Linked DNA regions of Homo sapiens: regions 1 and 2 are each linked to region 3. The links are chromatin loops, found by intact Hi-C in ENCODE. Cell type or tissue: PC-9. All regions are shown on one strand.

Evidence for each region. Peaks named below come from ENCODE experiments on the same cell type or tissue, not always from the same donor. Only the 100,000 strongest peaks of a DNase experiment are listed, where the experiment ranks them.
Region 1: it touches region 3 in a loop (2.9-fold over the local background); 8 of 110 quality-filtered maps call a loop at or near these places.
Region 2: it touches region 3 in a loop (12-fold over the local background); 2 of 110 quality-filtered maps call a loop at or near these places.

Annotation. Positions count from the first base shown.
Region 1 is chr2:224,140,263-224,145,262 of GRCh38, forward strand. No RefSeq gene overlaps it. Among named protein-coding and RNA genes, the nearest start is that of SERPINE2, 100 kb to the left of the region's middle. In PC-9, CTCF peaks have their summits at 2,723 and 2,938; DNase peaks (open chromatin) are centred at 2,279 and 2,619; H3K4me3 peaks cover 1,550 bases; H3K27ac peaks cover 2,608 bases.
Region 2 is chr2:224,219,790-224,224,789 of GRCh38, forward strand. No RefSeq gene overlaps it. Among named protein-coding and RNA genes, the nearest start is that of FAM124B, 180 kb to the right of the region's middle. RefSeq lists an enhancer at 18-1,217 and a silencer at 890-1,090. In PC-9, no CTCF peak of the experiment used is centred here; DNase peaks (open chromatin) are centred at 1,022 and 2,022; H3K27ac peaks cover 3,219 bases.
Region 3 is chr2:224,084,681-224,089,680 of GRCh38, forward strand. No RefSeq gene overlaps it. Among named protein-coding and RNA genes, the nearest start is that of SERPINE2, 48 kb to the left of the region's middle. In PC-9, no CTCF peak of the experiment used is centred here; DNase peaks (open chromatin) are centred at 781 and 2,071; H3K4me3 peaks cover 1,558 bases; H3K27ac peaks cover 3,387 bases.

The sequences.
Region 1 (5,000 bases), 56 kb after region 3:
CCATCATATTGGAATTAGGGTTTCAACTCACACATTTTGGGGAGAACACAAATATTCCATCCATAGCAGAAACTAAGTCTTAAGGAGATGAAAGAGCCAGCCCAAGGTAACACAGCTTGGAAGCACAGACACCTGGGCTTGGACCAGACCTGGTTGCCCAGTAAGCCCCACATCCTCCTTTCTGCCCTAGAGGGGAAAGGGCAATATCTTTGTTTACAGGGAAAGCAGTTCTCTAGCCCTCAGCTCCACTCATCAAAATTCTTTGCAAGAATTAGGTAGATTTACATTTGTGCTCATGAGATATATACACAGTAGACTATACTGTTTGAAAATCCATGCACCCAAGCTTGACTGTCTTTTTTTTTGAGACAGAGTCTTACCTTGTCACCTAGGCTGGAGTGCGGTGGCATGATATTGACTCACTACAACCTCCACCTCCCAGGTTCAAGCAATTCTCGTGCCTCAGACTCCTTAGCTGGGACTGCAGGTGTGCACCACCACACCTGGCTAATTTTTTTTTTTCTGGTATTTTTTTTTTGTAAAGATGGGGTTTCACCATGTTGGCCAGTCTGGTCTTGAACTCCTGACCTCAAGTGATCCACCCACCTTGGCCTCCTAAAGTGTTGGGATTACAGGCGTGAGCCACTGTGCCCTGCCCTAAGCTTGACTTTCTGAGTTAAAGTTCTGATCCACCATTTGCTAGTTGTGTGAGCTTGAACAAGCAACTTGTCCCCAGTTCCTATAACGTTAAAATAATAATAATAACTACTTCGGAGGCTTTGTAAAAATTCAAAGAGGCAAATTACAAAAAGAGCCAAGAAAAATCTTTGGTACATTGTAAGCATTCAATATGAACCTGTGTCCAAGGAAAAGAACAGTATTGTCTGCTTTTTGTTGCATCATTTACCTCTCCCAGTGACTTCAGCATAATGAGCACTCAAAACACAGGTGGATTGATGGGATAGCACTGGCGTTCTTCTGAATAAATTAAGGAGATTATACAATTAACAGTGAAGAAACTTTAGAATATCCATAGGAACGTTATAAGAGACATGTAAAATAATCGTGTTGCCTTTGTCCAGGCTCGTTTAGGGTATGATCTTTCAGATAATGATTTTTTTTTTAAAGTAGTAAATAAGTTTAGTGTTAACTCGTTAGGGGTCATGAGATTTCTTCTACTCCAGGAGTAGTTTAAGGAAATTGAGATCAGCCCTTGGGCCGTGTGTTGGAACTGCTGAGCAAGCAATTTCACTTGGAATGGGGGATAAAATAAGAGCAAGATTTTTGTGAATACTCCTAAATGATTTGACTGTATTTCTTGCCTTACTAGAACAACTGAGTACCTTATCTATCCCTGAACAGGTGAGGAATGCCCAATGCATGCTATTGGTTAGTCTGCTATTCTGAGAGTGGTCACAGACCACCAACAGCAAGCAGCTCCTAGAACGTTGTTACAAATACAGAATCTGGGCCCTACCCCAGACTAAACAAGTATCTGCATTTTAACAAGATCTCCAGATAATTAGTGTGCACATCAAAGTAGGAAAGCAATGATATGAAAGTTAAAAGACAGTAGAATTAGAAGTAGTATTTGTCATATTATATGTTGGCTTTTCTATTGTACAAGGGAAATGGGGCTCTGATTCGTAAGATGAGATGAATGAGGTTTTATACGCAGAGCTCTTTTGAAGAGAAACCAACCTCTGGCGGCAAAGAGGCATCTCATTATTCAAAACGTGTACTTTTTACTACAAACTGTAATCATTGGCCAGATTGGAAAGAACTTCTGTTAACTTCTAGGAGAAGGCTCCCTGTTAACTTCCAGGGGAAGCACAATGACTAGGGACCAAAAGCAGGCTGCCATACCCGCCTGGCCAAGTTATCCAGAGAGCACAGAATTATAATATGCCCAGCCCTGGTGACTGCAGAGTGAGCGAGGTTGCTGTGTGGGGATTGCTCAGAGAAAACTCTTGTATAAAAATATTGCCCATTTAAGGACTCTGAATTTCTACAGGAAATATTGGAAGTTACAGGGCTTTAGGTAACAGTAACTAGCCTATTGTGGAATATAGTACATATATGTTTGGCTAATGGAGAAAGGAAAAATAAAAATTTCTTCTGATGCAATGGTGCTAGCCTGCCTGCAGGCTGAAAAATGGATTCTGGTTAGGGTTCCGGTGATGTAGCAAGCTTTTGAACCAACCTTAGAGATCTTCAATCTGTTTTTCTGGGTTTCACAAAAATTAAATGACTTGCCCAGGGCAAAAGGGTTGCTTATGTCTGGATCTACTTTTCCTCATATGAGTCATCTTGAATAATGTAACCTCGAACTTCAGTGTACTAAATTTGACGTAGAAACTGCTCTTATAAATGATCCAAAAGTAATAGAAGGGGAAAAAAGAGTGACAAGAAAAACAAAATAAGGGAAGTAATAAAGTAGGCATTGACTATGGAGATAAATGTTCTAAAATACTTCAGATATGACTTAAGGTTGTCATAACAGTTGAAGCATGTAAACTTTTTCCTGTTGAAGTGAAGCTATGAAATATGGGGTTTTGTTGACTATTTAAAAAGTAGTGTATTAATCAAATTACTCCAAATGTGTCATTGACTCACTGCATAAAAGACAGGAGATTTGTCATTAGAACAAATGTTGCTGAACCATGAAATCTGAGCTGCATAAAAGTAAATACTGCTATCCTGTGAAGTGTATAAAAAAGGAAAAAAAAAATGACAGCTAAAAGTGACACCCAAGATCCCACGAAGCAATTTACAAAAACAATTGTTAATATATACAAATCAGTTCAAGGGAAAGAAAACAACAGGAGTTGTCTAGAATTTCCAACACTTTTGAGCCCTCTTCTGGCCAGTAAATGGTGACAGAAAATCAAAGACTAAATAACATCTGGAAAATAACAAAAATACAAAACCCATAATAAATATATATTGGCTTTAAAAGAAAAATCAAAACAAAATTGTTTTACTGGGTCAGATAAAACATTTCTGGGATGTAAGGACTCCACTTTGCCTTACCTCTTGTCTGCTACATGTGTAAATGAAAGAAAAAAATGTAATGATCTTGATAGACATTTGAAAGCAACAAGTAAACCTTTTTTTCTTCTGTGGCAGGAGGAGGATAAGGAATATATTTCTTTCTAAATATCAAGAAAATTGGATTATATGAATATCAGAAGCAAAATTTTCGCAAATTTGTGTACTTTACTGAGTGTCATCTTGGTGCTCCTCAACAAGGTCTTCTTCTGCACTCTTTCTACAACTAATTTTGGGGATTATGGATGGCAATGAGCTTAATCAATCAAGCCAAAATCAAAGCCAAAGGCTCATTAATAAATAGAGCCTAGTAACATAGGCTTATGCTTTTACTGTTTAAGCAATTCTAGGAATCAGCAACCATTAAGAAAACCACTCCACAAATCATCTTCAACTCCTGGATACAGCCTCCCATGCATGGGTGCTTCTGGAACTGCCCAGCACATAAGAAGTCCTCCAAACAGGCAGTGGTGTCTTAGCACCACCTCTTCTGACTCGACCAGAATGATAGCACTTGTGTTATGAAGTGGGGTCAATAAAGATGATGTATGTTTCAGTTAAGAAATGTATCAGAATATTCTACTGAGTAAGGTATTATAATTTTTTTTTTTTTTTTTGAGACAAAGTCTGTCTCTGTCACTCAGGCTGTCAGGCTGGAGTGCAGTGGCACAATCTTGGCTCATTGTAGTCTCCACCTCCCTGGCTCAAGCGATCCTCCTACTTCAGCCTCCTGAGTAGCTGGGACTATAGACACAGGCCACCATGCCCAGCTAATTTTGTATTATTATTATTATTATTTTAATAGACACCGGGTTTTGCCCTTTTGCCTGGGCTGGTCTCGAACTCCTGGGCTCAAGCAATCCACTCACCTCGGGCTCCCAAAATGCTGGGATTGCAGGCGTGAGCCACTGCACCCAGCGCCACATATTGTTCATACTGGAACATATTGCCAAGATTGTTTTGAGATTTTATGCCTCTAAATTTGGAAATATTGAAATCCTAATAAAATATTCTAAAGGTAGTGGGATTCTGACAAAGAAACTTCATTGTAAGAACCCAGCTATGAATATGTTAGGGGTTAAATTCAAAGAATTACTGAATAGCTTCCTAATTGTCTTAAAAGAGGGCCACTTCATAGAAGTAAATTTAAATGGAGCATGTGAGATAGACTCAGGGTCAAGGCTTTTAATAATTGCTTTGTTAGGAAACATTAAAAAAAAACCTGTGAAAAATCAGAAATCACCAAAACCTGTGCAATTTCACAGAGTTTAAAAAAAGAGAAAATAAGTCCAGTTCCTGAGTCTATTGATATTAAACAATGCTTAAAATCCACACACTTTACTGAAAAAACAAGTTTGAGGCATTACATCAAGGCTCTCACAACCAGAATAAGTTGAAATAGAACAAGTCTCTTTTTGGAGGACCACTTGCCAACAAGTCACTTGAAGTAAGAGGTTAAAGCATGTGAGACACTGTCTATATGGGACGCTGTCTGTGTAGATGCTTCCCTGGGGGATCATCAATTTATAAAAATAAAAAGGAAACTTGCAAAATATAGCTATACATTCAATGAGAAATGTAGTGATTCACTTGAAAATGTTTTGGTTTTCCCTCTATTTATTTACTCTGTCAGGGATACCAATTTTCACTCAGGATTACAATAGGGACAACAACCCATTATCTAATAAATAATGTAATAGGGTATAAATGAAAATAAGACTGGATTTGAGCTTGTCTGTACCTAGACTCTCAAACTGAGTTGTAAAATGAAGGAGATCCAGTTGAATCCAATCAAATATTTTGATGAAAATGTCCTTGGTATGTTAGGTGTGTGTGTCTGAGTGTGCACATGTTTTCATGGTAGAGGAATGCTGAGGGAAAATGGGGTTCAGGGGAAAGAGCCTCATTCAATCAATGTGTATTATCTAAAATAATTTCAAATCAAGCAT
Region 2 (5,000 bases), 140 kb after region 3:
TAAACTAAAGACAGAGACCTTCCCTCATGGGCAAAAGCCAGCAGGAATGATGAATACCAATGATGCTGTGACTCCATAGTTTACAAATTTGAGGAAGAGCTTTGGTCCAGGGCAGGCTTGGGGAAGAAAAGTGACAACCACTCATCTAGGCAGATGCCCTGGGGTGCCGCTGGGGTGGCATGCCAGCATCCATGGTAAGGTAATTCCGAAGAACAGCAGGACTCATTCATTCATCCCACAGGCCTTCCCAGTCAGGGGAAACGACTTTCAGATGCATTTCCTGTTAGCCAAAAAAAAATCCCGTAGGGGCATTACCCAAATAGTATTTTTAAAATTCCTTTTTGTGTTTCCTCTAAAAGTACTTTCTTTTGCAAGAGATTTTCCGGATATGATATCATCCTAAATATTGTTTGACCAATTTCATCACCAATTACTTCAAATCTAGACAGTTTGTCCAGCTTTTACAAGGTAGTTAAGGTCACCCCAGGAACCAAAATAGTGATGACAGGAACACTTCGATTCCATGGCCAGTGGGAGTCATGTGCAACCTGTCTGCTGGATGAACATTTACTACATAACTCAGAGATAGAATTAACTGGCTCCGGAGTCATGAGGAACATGTATAAATAAAGCAGTTAAGAAAATTACAACTGGAAACTTGAAATAATGACTTGACTCACTAGTTCTTCCTGAGTTCTTAACAGTAAACTGCCCAGAATTGTTGCAGAGTTGACACCTCCAAAATTGTCATTTGGTTTCCTGAACACAGTTCAGAGTTCAGTACTTCCTACTTCCCTGTCTCAGTTTTTCCTCAATGATTCTCAACCAGAGGAAGCAATACCTCCTCAATCCCTGCTCCCGGGTTCCCCAAGGCGGGGTGTAGGTGCAGAAAAAAGTTAAATCCAGCTTTACACAGATTTGCTCTTCTATGAGATTCTTGCCTCAAAGATGAGAGAAAATGAGAGAGAATGTTGGCATCTTGTTGATGAGTCATTTGAGACAATGCTAAGTCATTCTTAGAAAAGCATAAGGAAATAGACATTCAATATTGAAGTTTGGAGTTGGAGACAGTTCCAGAACTTATTATGGAAATGGCATTTGCCGTAGATAAAATCTAATTGAGAAAGACAAGTCTCTAGAGAATCTTTTTGGTCCTGAGAAATTTGGGAGCTTCTATCAAAAGAGCAGGAGGTAGAGACTAGCACCTTTGGCCAGAGTGGCTGGTAATTGATGTCTGTGTCCCTGGTTTGAGAATCCCAGCTTTGTTCAAAGGAAACCCTGGCTGGCTCTGCCCACTCACTGGACTCAAGAGCCCTCAGCAGTCCATGGAGATGCCAGTTACAACCTTAACAGCATGAGGAGGAAGAGAAAAACCCCACTATCCACGGATAGTGAGGGAGTGGCTGCTGGAGACTTTGGGACCACCCAGCCTGGGAAACCTGGGAATCTGCCCTCTCCTGACCAGACCTAGACAACGTGGGCAAGATTATAAATGGCATAAGCATTTCACAGACCCAAGAAAAGCTGGGGAGGGGAACAATGAGTGAGATCTTGGCAATATTTTGGGTAAAACTGGGGCTAGCTCTACAGCTGCCAAGTGACCGTGATTGTGTGCATCAGAAGAATCCCACCCCACTGTGGATGAGAAGTTGATCTGGCTTTGGCAGCAGTCTCTTCATTGATCATCAGGACTGACCTGACCCACATGGCTGGCTCAGAGGAGGCCCTTTCCCTCCTAGACCAGCAGCCTCTCTTCTTTGACACTTTGTTCCCAACAGATACAACTTCTGTTACTAAACCTCCTGGGATATGAGGCCGTTCCTCCCACCTCCCCGCACCCACTTCCTACAGAAAACGGATCAGGATCAACCAGGCCTTTGAGCCACATTTCAACTCTAAACAGTGATTTGTTTTTACAATAAGGAGTGAGCCAGCACACGCTCCTTTGGAATTTGAAAGGAATTCCTTTGCCCAGAGGGGTGATGACTTGGGCATCAATTCGCACTTTCCTGGTAAATGCTCTCCTTAGGAAGTAACCCAGAAAAACCATGCTTAGTCATCAGCAATCACATGTATAAAAATCATGAACTTGTCTGAATCACCTTTCTGGTAAGGAAATAATCAACTAGAAGTCAGTTTGAGACAGTTGTTGAAGAATAGTAAGCAACCCTCACCTTCAAGTCAGCTGCTTCTTTTAATTAGTGACAGTAGAAAAGCATTAACAATTAAGGCTTAACTAAGAAAAACAAAAGAAAAAATAATAATGCAGTATCAGGGGGAGATGCAGAAAAAAAGGAAAAATGAACAAGATTATGAAAGCCTGCTGTTATTCATATATTTAAAAAATTCCACATTTTTATAAAGTTCAGTTTAGTAGTTTTTTTTTTTTTTTTTTTTGGAGTGTTTACTGTGTGCTAGACAATCTGCTAAGTTCAGGAGGTAGAAAGATGAATAAGACCAAGTATTTCTCCTAGAAAAACTGTGCTAAGCACATGGTAGACATTCAATAAATGTCAATTCTCTTTTTTCTGCTAGTGAGAAAAATTCCGTATTCATGAATATTTATTGTGATTGCTTAGCGATTTTTTAAAACAATCTGCTGTGGCAGAGAAGGCTAACTATCCTCCTAAATACATTCTCATCTTATTTGGGCACAGTAATAGACTACATTTCCCAGCCTCCTTTGCAAATAAATGTGACCGTGTGATTAAATTCTAGCCACTGCCGTGTGATCAGAAGTAATGAGTTGCTTCTGTGCTTAGGATTTGTAATATATGGTCATAGCTTCACCATGTTCACACTTTGGGCTACCATGGCATAAAAATAGATTGTTCTTTATCCTGAGGCCCTTCTCTGAAGAATTCTTAAACAGGGAGATAGGCATGATCAAATTCACTATGAGTAAAATCCTTCTGGTAGCTGGTAGGAGATGAGTTGCAGGACTGGCAAAGCCACAGGGCAAGCAGAGCAGTTTGCTGGCTATTGCAGGAATTCAGGGGGAAAATAACGGGGGCCTGAAGTAAACTGCCTCTGGGTATGAAGAAGAGAAAGCTAATTAAATATATTATTGTCAGTCCTCAGTTGCTAAAAGTTATTTGAAGGCAGATGGGGATGGGAAATGTAGTAGCTTTGTCTCGATCCCATAACTCACTGGACACAGCCAGGGAGAAAGACTCCCACCACTTTTTCCACTTCCTCCTCTTTCTCCAGCTTCTTCCTCCTCCCCAGCTCTGTTAATTTTCTATTTTTCAAACATCAGGATACACCCTTGAGTGCACATACAAGGAAGACAATGTTAGTGGAAACTCCAAATTATATGATCGCCCTCCACAGCTAAACCATAGTCCAATACCACTGCAAATTATTTATAAAAATGCCTTTAGTCAGCAATTCTATGATTAGCCTTTGGAAGGAATCTTGCTGGAGAAAAATACTTATCAACAGAAAGCTTGCAAAAGGAATACTTAGCAGAATGCTTTACACTAGATTGGTTAGACTAGAAGGCAGGAAAAAAGATGAGAAAAGTATTTTAACATAGAATTTATAACAATTTTTGTAATAAGAGGAAGATGTGCAATTTTCAATAAAGAACAAATTGCAAAAAGCTTACGCATCAGATTAATCAGGCACCAGAAAACTGCAAAAGTCTTGATGGTCTAAACCATTGCCAGGATACCGTAGAGATGCATTTACATACTTGATCTTAATTAGGTAACTTATATCTTCTCAATAGTCCACCATAGCAAAGCATGCTAACATTGTCAGTCTGAACCTCAGAATTTGAAATATCTTTTGACTTTGATTTTATAGATATATTTTTCCTTAATGAAACTGGGGAGGGAGAAGCTTTGCAAAAGTTCAGAAATATCTTGTTTCCCATTATTTAGCTTCAATGTCTTTCCTTTGACCTCACTTTCAGCTGTAAGATTACGGTACACCTTTAGCTACATATGAATATTCCTGGCACTTAATATTTGATTGATTTGTAAATCCTAAATTAACTATCTAAACTTTTAGGAAAAACTACAAGTCTTACTTTTTGACAAATTTGACTTGGGAAAGAGGAAACCATTTTGGCAGTCTGAGAGGTTCTAGCTTTGACTATAAGGAAAGGAAATTTTTTAAAAAATGCTTTTCTGTCTCTTGATGTTCTTAGTAGAGAGAAGAATGTTTATTCTTTGAAGATAAAATGTAGAGTCAGATTAAGAAGGGAAACATCTGCCAATAGAAACAGCAATGAGAATTAGTTATGTGTCGTGGAAAAAAATAAGATTTAGCCCAACTATGTTGATATTACTTAGTAAGATTGGACAACAGAATTGGCAACAATATTTCTTATTGAACTATTTTAAGGAAATCCTATGAAAGTAATTAAAAATAAAAACATTGAATTGCTTCAGCAGAGAGAGTGTGTATTTCTTTTCTTCTACCCTCAACATTTTGCAAATCTATAGTAAGAGCTTGGAAGAAGAATACAAAAAAAAAAAAAGCACCTCAATATGTGGAACAGATATGGAAGTTAACTGTGAAGCAAGGTTTTATATAGCAAACTTTTTCCCACTGACTTTCTTCTTAAAATGGAATATATTCTACTGCTTCAAAACAAAAATGACTTCCAGATGGAAATAAAAATTGAACCCAAGAATGCAACATCTTTTCTATAGCGTACATTTAAAGTAAATTAAATTGGCTATGTTACTCATATTAACACAAAAAATACACATGCCAAAAGTGAAAATTATAGAAATGTCAAGCCATTGTGAAAGGGAATAATGCCTTAATATGTGGCATTTCCAAGTATCTAAGTCTTCACAATATGCTCATAATTCCTACAGATTCAAGTCTATTCCACTTCAAGTTTCTTCTTTATGGTTTGTTTTTAAGCTTAGTGTCACTTACTAATCTCTATCAATTCAGTTTACACTGAATTTAGGAGTCATTGATCAGTAAATTACTTGAGATCAGTTATAACCACTAGGGGAACAATCCACTGTGCCATG
Region 3 (5,000 bases):
CCAGCAGAGGTATATGGAGAGAGAGGGAGAAGAGAGTACAGGAATCACAAACTGGGGCCCAGATCTTATCATACTGAAACCAGATACACATTTCAGATTTCCCAGCCAATACATTACTTTTTTTTTTTTTTTTGCTTAAGTGCTAGTTTGAGTTGTTTCCATCTTTTGTGTAGACACACACACACACACACACACACACACACACATACACACACTCACATATTCATTTCCACCAAACCTTGTTGGAAAAATTAGATATAAATTCATGTATACTTTCCATCCACCACCAAACATTGGCCATTTCTCATGTAGGACAGTTAGGTAGCTTTTCTGGACTCAAATATATAACAGAAAACTTTCCATTCTTCAAGTACAGATTATTATCCAGAAGAAAAGTCAAAGCATATGTTTGTATCTGTGATAAGAACAAACAGTGCCGAGAGTGAGTTGCTTAATGGAAATTAATTTTCATTTTGAATGTACTTTATTACAACTTCATTACCTAATTAGAAGTGGTATTTTCAGCCAACTCTTTGTTCTTATTCATAACAAGAAAACCTATTTTTCCTTAGGTTGATAAACAAGTGAATATTTTTTTTCCTATATCTTAAGTTTAAAAAGAAAAGTCATAAACTGGGGAGCTCGGTGGGCTGTATTTGTGACTTGTACAAAATGATCCCACTTCCTGAGCCATTGAAAGACAAATTGCTGTTGAAAACAGTGTTCTGGTTGTTGCCAGGCCACTTAAGCTAATACTGAAGATGAGTCATTAGATATAAACCCTAGGAAGTGAAGACTCAGAAGGAGAGGAGATGGACCTGTGACCTCCTTTTCCATCCTCATTCACTGCAGTAAAGAAGGAAAACCCAACCATATAGATAAATTGGAAGCCCTGGGAGTCCTAACTTTAGACCTACTTCTACCAACGTTAAGAAACTGAATAAGGAAATTCTTTAGCCTCTCTCAGTTTCTGTACTACAAGTGGGATTGTCTAAGGGTTCTGGTGATGATTCCATTGAAAAATCTTGGATTAATAAAGCAGCCAACAGCAGACTTTTTTAGTGATCTTAACACTTCACGACTTGAAACACCACTTAGAGAAAATGCCACGAGTCTCAGGAAATTATTACCATGTTACCTTGGAATACTAATTGTAGTTCTGCAAAGTCAGGTTGCCCTGGAAAGTCCTAGAATTCTGTTTAATACGGTAGTATTCTTTTTCTTTGTCTCCATTAATCATTTAGTGAAAGTGACCAAATATAATATTATGAAGCTCTGAGGCAAGTCAGAAACTATTTGAGCTGGAAGAGAATATAACCTATTAACTTTCTAAATGAATGAAGAGTAACTCATAGCAGTTGTGAGATTTGCTCAAAAGGTCTGATTGTTGTTTAGGGGTAGCTCAGGCACCAGGATTAAGTGTTTATTAAGTGTTTGTCACGCATTCTGCTCACCAGCTTCCATCAGCCTTTCTCAAAGCATGTGCCTTCGAATACTAGTGAGCAGATATTTTGTACAAAAGACTTTATATTTTGTACAAGACTATATTTTGTACAAAAAGACTTTACTAGACAAATGTATTTGGGAAGTAGCATGTACTGTAGCTCTTCTTGGAGCATACTAAAGACCAACAAAAAAGGTTATTTACCTATACTTATCAGAGAGTTTTCCCAGAATGTTTGGCTAAGGAAAGCTTCTTCTGTGGAACACTCACTCAACATGAGTAGGTCAAGTTTTCCATGCGAGAAAGACTTGTAAGTCTGATTGGTATTTGTTCTGCCTCGTAAACTCAAGCTTCTGGGTACATTTTAAACTCTGTTCTGGGGTTTATTGGGCCAGCTTAAAATATAAAAATGCTAAATTAAAAAATTAAATATTCTACTAGGGGAAAATTTCAGGCATATTGTTTCCAGCATTTTAACAGCAAAATACCAAAATGCCATAACTTAGGAAATACCAAAGTGCCATAACTCAGTGAAATTTAGCATGTGGTTTTTGGAATCAAACACTCTGACAATTAACTGTCTGAGTAAGCTTGAAATATGAGCCCATGAGTCAGGATGACCAAGCCAGCTCTACATGGGTGTGCCTAGTAGACAAAGAATTATTAGTAACACTAAGTGGGCCTATTAGCCAATACTATCACACGTCTTCTAGTAAAATTGCTACATTTCACTAGGAGATGTGCAATTCATATGGCTTCAGGGACCAGGCAGTTGCCTACATTGAGAAAAACACAATAAGGAGTACAAAGGACCATTTCGATTTGGGGACCACCTGCCCCCTAAAAACAAAAGAAAGAAATTACACTATATCATCCAAGTAAGATTCATTTGTGGGCTGAATTATTACATGGGCTGACTATGTGCTCTGTGTTAGCCTTAAAAGTGTAGGCATGATTTCAGCAATAGCAGCTAGAGTGATCCTAGGAAATTGTGCCATTCTGCTACCTCATAGGATCAGGGAGCAGAGGAAACAGCATATCAGCGTCAGGATTTAGGATTCAAGATTATAATCCATGAGCTTTATCTTACAAACAATATGTGGATTTGCCATTCCTATGAAATTAGCAGAGAAGGAAATATATTTATCATCCAAACCAGCCTGATCATTATTGATTTGTTTGTTAGTTCAGAGAAATCTAGAGGAGCCCTACTTCTGGGGCATTATTTTTCACTCGCGTCCATGTGAAGAGACCACCAAACAGGCTTTGTGTGAGCAATAAAGCTTTTTAATCACCTGGGTGCAGGCAGGCTGAGTCTGAAAAGAGAGTCAGTGAAGGGAGATGGGGTGGGGACATTTTATAAGATTTGGGTGGGTAGTGGAAAATTATAGTCAAAGGGGGTTGTTCTCTGGCAGGCAGCGGTGGGGGTCACAAGGTGCTCAGTGGGGGAGCTTTTGAGCCAGGATGAGCCAGGAGAAGGAATTTCATAAGGTAATGTCATCAGTTAAGGCAGGGACTGGCAATTTTCACTTCTTTTGTGATTCTTCAGTTACTTCAGGCCATCTGGATGTATACGTGCAGGTCACAGGAGATATGATGGCTTAGCTTGGTCTCAGAGGCCTGACATTCCTGTCTTCTTATATTAATAAGAAAAATAAAACGAAATAGTGGTAAAGTGTTGGGGCAGCGAAAATTTTGGGGGGTCGTATGGAGAGATAATGGGCGATGTTTCTCAGGGCTGCTTCAAGCGGGATTGGGGCAACGTGTGAACCTAGAGTGGGAGAGATTAAGCTGAAGGAAGATTGTGTGGTAAGGGGCGATATTGTGGGGTTGTTAAAAGGAGCATTTGTCATACAGAATGATTGGTGATGGCCTGGATGCAGTTTTGTATGAATTGAGAGACTAAACAGAAGACACAAGGTCCGAATAAGAGAAGGAGAAAAACAGGTATTAAAGGACTAAGAATTGGGAGGGCCCAGAACATCCAATTAGAGAGTGCATAAGGGGGTTCAGCCTAATTACTTGCATGGTTGGCAAGTTTTTGGGCTGTATCCTTGACAGAGTCCTCCTTTTTAAGTTGGAGGCTGAGCTTAGTGAGGTGTGTTTCTAAAAGACCATTAGTGTGTTCTACCTTTCCTGAAGATTGAGGCATAAGGGGTATGAAGTTTCCACTGAATACCAAGAGCCTGAGAAACTGCTTGGGTGATTTGACTAATAAAGGCCAGTCTGTTATTGGACTGTATAGAGGTGGGAAGGCCAAACCGAGGAATTATGTCTGACAGAAGGGAAGAAATGACCGTGGTGGCCTTTTCAGACCATGTAGGAAAGGCCTCTACCCATCCAGTGAAAGTGTCTACCCAGACCAAGAGGTATTTTAGTTTCCTGACTTGGGGCATGTGAGTAAAGTCAATTTGCCAGTCCTGGACAGGGGCAAATCCCTGAGCTTGATGTGTAGGGAAGGGAGGGGTCCTGAGAAATCCCTGAGGATTAGTAGAATAGCAGATGGAATACTGAGAAGTGATTTCCTTAAGGATAGATTCTCATGATGGAAAGGAAATGAGAGGTTCTAAGAGATGGGCTAGCAGCTTGTAACCTACATGGAAGAGGTTATGAAATGATGACAGAATAGAATGGGCCTGTGAGGCTGGAAGGAGATATTTTCCTTGGTCCAAGAACCATTTGCCTTGGGTGGGAGAGATTGATAGGTGGAAGTTTTAGTGGGAGTAGGTGGGAGTGGCCAGATGAGAAGGAGAAAAACTGCCGTGAGGGATAGAAGTTGGAACGCCAGCTGCTTTTTTAGTTACCTTATCAGCATAAGCATTGTCCTGAGCAATGGGATCAGCCTTTTGATGGCTGCTTTTTTAGCTACCTTATCAGCATAAGTGTTGTCCTAAGTGATGGGATCTGATGCCTTTTGATGGCCCTTGCTGTCAATGACTCCAGCTTCCTTTGGAAGTAAAGCAGTTTTGAGAAGAGTTTTTATTAAAGAGGCGTTAATGATGGAGGACCCTTGTGTAGTGAGAAAACTTCTTTCAGCCCGTATAACAGCATGGTGGTGCAGGATATGGAAGGCATATTTAGAGTCAGTATAAATATTGACATGTAGTACCTTTGCAAGAGTGAGGGCCCGAGTTAAGGCAATGAGTTTGGCTTGCTGAGAGGTGGTGGAGGGGGGCAGAGTGGTAGCCAGATGTGGAAGATACTATAGCATGGCCTACCTTTGCTGGTGAGTGGCAGCGATTAAGCCTGGTGGAACTGCCATCAATAAACCAGGTGTGATCAGGATGAGGAACAGGAAAGAAGGAAATATGGGGAAATGGAGTGAATGTCAGGTGGATCAGAGAGATACAGTCATGGGGTTCAGGTGTGGTATCCGGAATAATGTGGGAGGCCAGATTGAAGTCTGGGCCAGGGACAATGGTAATTGTGGGAGACTCAACAAAGAGTGAGTATAGCTGAAGGAGCCAGGCAGCAGAAAGTATATGTGTCAGGTGGGAGGAAGAAAATAGATTTTGGAAGTTATGAGAACTGTAGAGAGTGAGTTGAGCATAGTTTG